Linked DNA regions of Mus musculus: region 1 is linked to region 2. The links are chromatin contacts, found by Hi-C or POLR2A ChIA-PET in ENCODE. All regions are on one chromosome and are shown on one strand. Each heading gives the region's core, a stretch centred on a gene start or an enhancer-like site at or near the end of the contact. The rest is flanking DNA. Distances are from core to core; before and after follow the strand shown. Region 1 overlaps Gm10851 (a long non-coding RNA gene). Region 2 holds the start of Prkcq (protein kinase C, theta).

Region 1 (2,700 bases), core at 130-2,629, 350 kb after region 2:
TCTCATAGATAACCATCTCCCAACTGCCGTCAGAGGCTTCTTAGGTTCAGGTAATAGGAGACTATAGGCTGCTCACCCCTAAATGTCTCATCATTCACCGCCTCCCAAGGGTTGGGGACAATTGCAAAACAGGGGTGAGAAAGGCTGTGTGAGCCAGAGGCAGCTGTTGACTACCAGGAAAGTGGCTGTGGGACACAGCAGGGGCAATTGCACATACAACTTTACAGTAGTTGAGACGGCTTGCATAAGACCTGCACAAGCTCAAGCCCAGCTTCCCCAGCATGTAGAAAGAATGGGGGCGTGTAATCAAACCCCCAGATAAAGATCTACTGGACAAACGGTAGCTGCGGGAGAGGGAAAGTTCATTTTCTTTGAGTGCAGGGCTCCTGGATGGTCAACCATGCTCCAGTGGAAGGCTATGTATGCAAGAGAACATGGGTAGTGGCAGCTATACTCAATGTGTTTGGAGAGGGAGGGGAGGAGGAGGGGGAGGGAGGGGGAAGGGGATGGGGAGGAGAGGAGAGGAGGGGAAGGGAGGGGAAGGGGAGGGGAAGTAGAGGGGAGGGGAAGGGGAGGAGGAGAGACAGAGGATACAAAGTTGGATGGATGAGTAAGAGAGATATGGGTGGATCTGAGAGGAGTAGGGAAGGGTGAATATGATCAAAATTGTATGTGTAAAATTATCATAGAACCAATGAAGAATGAGAAAAAAGAAACTGTCCTAAACCAGAAAGGGGGGGGGGGGTTGGCGGCTAGGGAATGAAATGCCTCTATTTTCTAGGAATTATAACCATGTAAAGAACAGCTTGTAGGCTGGTCGGTGGTGGCGCACGCCTTTAATCCCAGCACTTGGGAGGCAGAGGCAGGCGGATTTCTGAGTTCGAGGCCAGCCTGGTCTACAAAGTGAGTTCCAGGACAGCTAGGGCTACACAGAGAAATCCTGTCTTGAAAAAAACCAAAAAAAAAAAAAAAAAAAAAAGAACAGCTTGTATTTCTCTCCTCTCTAGATACTCGTTTATATTATGCCTAGAAACAAAAGAGATGCAGCTGGTGTGTGCACAGAGCACACAGAGATGCTGAGCCAAGGTTATCCTCAAATTCCTAACCCCCCTGCTTCCACTTCCCACCGTCAGGATTGCAGGAAGACACCACCAGGCCCTGTCTCATTTCTATTTGTTTCTTTGTTGCTGTTTGCTTTTATCCTTGATTTGTTTGTTGTTTTCTTGTTTATTTTGGAACGAACTGAGACAGAATGTCACTTTGTTGCAGACTGACCTTGAACTCACAGCAGGTTTCCTGCCTGAGTCCCAAGTGTGGATCACACGCCTGAGCCACCACATCCAGCTTCAGGCTTCTGCTCTTGTCCAAGTCAGCAGGGCATCCAACATCCTAGGTTAAAAAACAAGCCCAACAAGGCCAGGGCCTTAGCTGGCAAGTCCAGGACAGCTCTAGGCCAATGGACCCGGGAGAGGATCCCAGGCTTATCCAGCAGAACCTGAGCTGGATGCCGGTGGCCCCTGCCTGTGTGGTATGATGTCCTCAGCCAGGTGCACCCAACATTGTGAGGCAGAGGGAAATGGACTTGTTTATTGTTTACTGACCAATGACATTTCTAAGAACTCTGAGGCTGGATTAAGAAACAAGTTAAAGGGAGATGGGCTGGCTGGCGGGCCGGTCAGCGAAGTGTCAGTTTCTTCTTGTAAACAGGCCTAGGTCAGTAAAAGGATCTGACTGAGATGTGTTAGACCAGCATGAACCACACGAACGTTTCAGGTTTCGAATGAGCATATGAAGATAACAGAGGTCACTAGAAATACGGGAGCTTCAGAGAAAGGTCAACCTGGTCACATCTGAGGCTAACTTTTTCTGTAACTTCCTTTATGTCACCAAATCTTAGCTTATAAATTTCCTTTTTAAAGTATCTGTGTTTGGCTGTCTCCACACTGATTTTCTTTCTTTCTTTCTTTCTTTCTTTCTTTCTTTCTTTCTTTCTTTCTTTCTTTCTTTCTCTCTCTCTCTCTCTCTCTCTCTCTCTCTCTCTCTCTCTCTCTTTCTTTCTTTCTTTCTCTTTAAAAAAAAAAGCCTCACTTTGAAGCCCAGGCTGGAGTTGAACTCACAATCATTCCAGCTCAGGCTCCCAGACCTTAAATGCCTAACCTAGGCCCAGGGAGACAGGAAGAGAAGGAGGGGATAGGGCTGAAAATGGTCTTAGGAAGCTTGGACTTCGGGAACTCCGAAGTTTCAAAAGCCTATGCCAAGCCCAGTGCCTGTCTGTCTGTCTGTCTGTCTGTCTGCTTGTGGATCAGGATACTCCGGTACTGCTCCAGCTCCCCATGTACTGCCACGCTCCCTGCCATGAGGATAATGAGTTAAACTTCTGAAACTGTAAGCAAGTCCCCAGTTAAATGCTTTTTAAAAAAAATAAATAAAGGGGGAACAAATACTCACAGGAGGAAATATGGAGTGTGGAGCAGAGACTGAAGGAAAGGCCATCCAGAGACTGCCCCACCTGGGGAATCCATCCCATATACAGACACCAAACCCAGACACTATTGTGGATGCTGGGAAGTACTTGCTGACAGGAGCCTAATATGGCTGTCTCCTGAGAGGCTCTGCCAGAGCCTGACAAATACAGAGGGGGATGCTTGCAGCCAACCATTGGACTTTGTATGGGGGTCCCTGACGGAGGAGTTAAAGAAG
Region 2 (2,700 bases), core at 127-2,626:
GAAACATAGTCATGGAGAATATGTTTCCTGACTTAAGGCATAGCTGTGTGATCACTCTGTCATTTCTCCCCAACCCAGTAGGATCTACTGAAGACTGGCTGGAGAAGCCAGTCCTTTCATCTTTGAACAAGAGGATCCTTAGCAGTCACAGACTGGGGCAGAAGTGGGGACCATCACTCCAGCCCTTTGACCTTGTTCCCAGGCATGACACACTTTTCTGCCAAATGTAATAGCCAAAATATAATGGAGGCCTACTATGTGCCAGACTTTGATGTCCTGAGGTCATCATACTTCAGGGCTGGAAGCACAGCCTCTGTATTGTAAGATCCTGACTTGTGGGCTAGTTCAGTGCTTATGTATCAACAAATGGCAAAGTGGATTAATTTTGGCCAAATATTTTTGTAACCTTTAAAACTCTGTGCATTGGTTTTGATGGTTCATATACATTATAGGGAAGTATCGCCATTTGTGGCTTCTTAACACAGCCCCAAGTATCAGTTGATCAAGTCACCAAGCACTTCCATGTCTCAGTGTCATCTGTAGAGTCACATTAGAAGCTGAAACTCTCCGTACCTGTGGCCATTTAAAGATGATGTATGTCAGTAACCAGAAGCCTGCTGAGGAGAACATGGGGTAGGGTGGAGTATTTAAATAGTGTTACTATTTAAATTCTCATACTAATCTGGCCTTCCTGTACTGCACAACAAAAATGTAATTTTATTAAGTGCGCGAAAATCTACCACCCCTTGTTATAGAGACAATCATGAACATTAGCAGCATGGCATAAAAACTCTTAAAAAGACAAATACACCCTAGTGACGAAAAGTTGCTGCCGAAATGCTGTACAGTTTACAGCAGTTCAAAACATCAAAAATCATTCATAAGACTCCACCAAGAAGCCTCTATGCCACTACAGAGCTGTGTCCAAACACACTCGTAGGTAATTAAAAAGCAAACCAAAACAAAAGCAACTCGTAAGCCCTTTGTAATGCAAAATGGATTAAATAAAACACTTCTTTCTGCCGGCGACCTTAGCCCTTCCCACTGGCTGCTCATTTATGGTTTTTCAGCTAAGCAAGAAGAGACTGCTCTCGCGCCCCCCTTTCTGGCACTCAGGCGGCTGAGGCTCTGGCGTCCGTCCCGCTTCGCGCTGCCTGCGGCGTCGCTCCCCGCCCGGTGACTGCTTCATCCAGACCTCCTGCAGCCTCCGGGTCCCAGTCGCGGCAGAGCGACAAGTGGCCAGTGAGGCGTGAGGATGGAGGGTGGGGACAGAGCCAGCAGGAGGAAGGCCGAGAGCGCTCGCGGAACGCAACCAGGCGCGCGTCCCTGAGCCGGCGTGGCGAGCGCCCTCTGGCCGGTGCCGCCACCGGAGTACCCTTGGGTCGCCAGGCCCGCGCCAGTCCCCGCCATCCGAGCAACAGCGGCGCTGCTCTGGGACCGCGGCCGCGACACCAGGTAGGACCCAGGGTCCCAAGTTACCACCGAGGAGTGAGCAGACTGGAGGTGCCAAAGATCAGGGCCTGAAGGGCCACCCGAATGTCTCTTGCAAGTGTTCCAGGAAAGGGTAGGGGACTGTCAGGAGTAACAGGGGTGAGAACAAAATCGAGAAAAAGCAAACTTTGGGGCTCCTCCAGTCGTTGGTTTCTTGTGTGCTGGCGACCTTGACCAGTGGAAGCTGGGGTCAGGGACTGAGGGGCGCTTCCTTCTTCCTTTGCGTTTCCTTAGCACCCGAGGAAAGGCAGGCTAGGAAAAAGGAAACAGTTGCAACTTTATGTGTTCTCCACAAAACAAAAACAAAAACAAAACCATAGACTTGTAAGGAGTGTTTTCTGTCCTAGGAGACCTGTCCATGGAGAACACCTAGTTTTCTGGGAATTTGCTGCAGCGCTTGATTCGGGTTTTTGTTTGTTTTGTTTTGTTTTTCAGGGGCTAGGTTGTATTTTAGGTGTTTGTTTGTTGTTTGATTTTAAAAGTTGAGGTATTCACTTCCTTAGAACAAGATTATTTTCTAGCTTTGAGTGTCACATGTTAAGATGCATTTTGTTATATGCAACCTCTTTGTTCCACTGGAGTTTTAAGAGCTGGCATTATCAAAGTACCACGGGTGACTTTAATGACTCCATGTGGGCGTGGGAGAGAGGTCCAACGGCGGGCTGAACCTTAGTGATTCTGGTGTTCTCTGCAAGGGGAGCGTCACAGAGCTGCCCTGTCCTCTGGGCTGTCCTGCTACTATGTGGGCTGGCCATGGTGCTAATAAAAGATTATTCAGTGGTGACACAGCTGGGTATGTGTGGAGATGGGAGGGCGGAGGGCAGGGGTGGGGGTTGGGGGGGAGGGAGAAAGAGCTTGGGCTGTCAGTGGGAAAAATGGACCGTTTGTGCCCAAGCCCCAGTCCTTTAAGCTGCAGGTGCCTTTTGAGAACACAGACCTAGACTGGGGAATTGTGTGATGAACCTCAGACAAGATATGGGGGATCTGCCTTTGTCTTCTCAGCTCAGTTCATTTGTCCCTTTCATTTAGCAAAGGAAAAGTCTCGGGATTCAGGAGTCAAGGAAACAGAACTTAATGGCTCCGTGCATTTGTCCTGGAAGCCATGCCCACCACTGCTTCTTCCTCCCCAGGGCTTGTTTCCTTGCCTGAGTAGTCCTTTTCTAAGATCTTGAGTACCTCACCCCACCCACACCCCAACCTTGTGAAACA

What was found. A loop is a pair of places that touch in the nucleus more often than their neighbours do. ChIA-PET counts read pairs that join two places held with the same protein, here RNA polymerase II (POLR2A).
Region 1: a map of gastrocnemius shows a loop between it and region 2 (2.1-fold over the local background). The contact joins the enhancer-like site here to the promoter of Prkcq in region 2. A Hi-C loop is called at or near these places in 1 of 37 maps with a recorded cell type or tissue (gastrocnemius). POLR2A ChIA-PET finds 5 or more read pairs at or near these places in 1 of 5 experiments (Patski).

What each region holds. Positions count from the first base shown.
Region 1 is chr2:11,524,739-11,527,438 of GRCm38, forward strand. All of the region lies in intron 1 of Gm10851 (a long non-coding RNA gene), which reads left to right. It also overlaps a transcript of Pfkfb3 not described here. Among named protein-coding and RNA genes, the nearest start is that of Gm10851, 4.4 kb to the left of the region's middle. Within about 2 kb of position 1,380, at least 1 of the 3 ENCODE cell types and tissues checked has a DNase peak (open chromatin) inside an H3K27ac peak, as active enhancers do; it is gastrocnemius, where a contact is called at or near this core.
Region 2 is chr2:11,171,006-11,173,705 of GRCm38, forward strand. Prkcq (protein kinase C, theta) reads left to right here and starts at 1,377. Exons shown (of 18, transcript NM_008859.2): 1 at 1,377-1,455.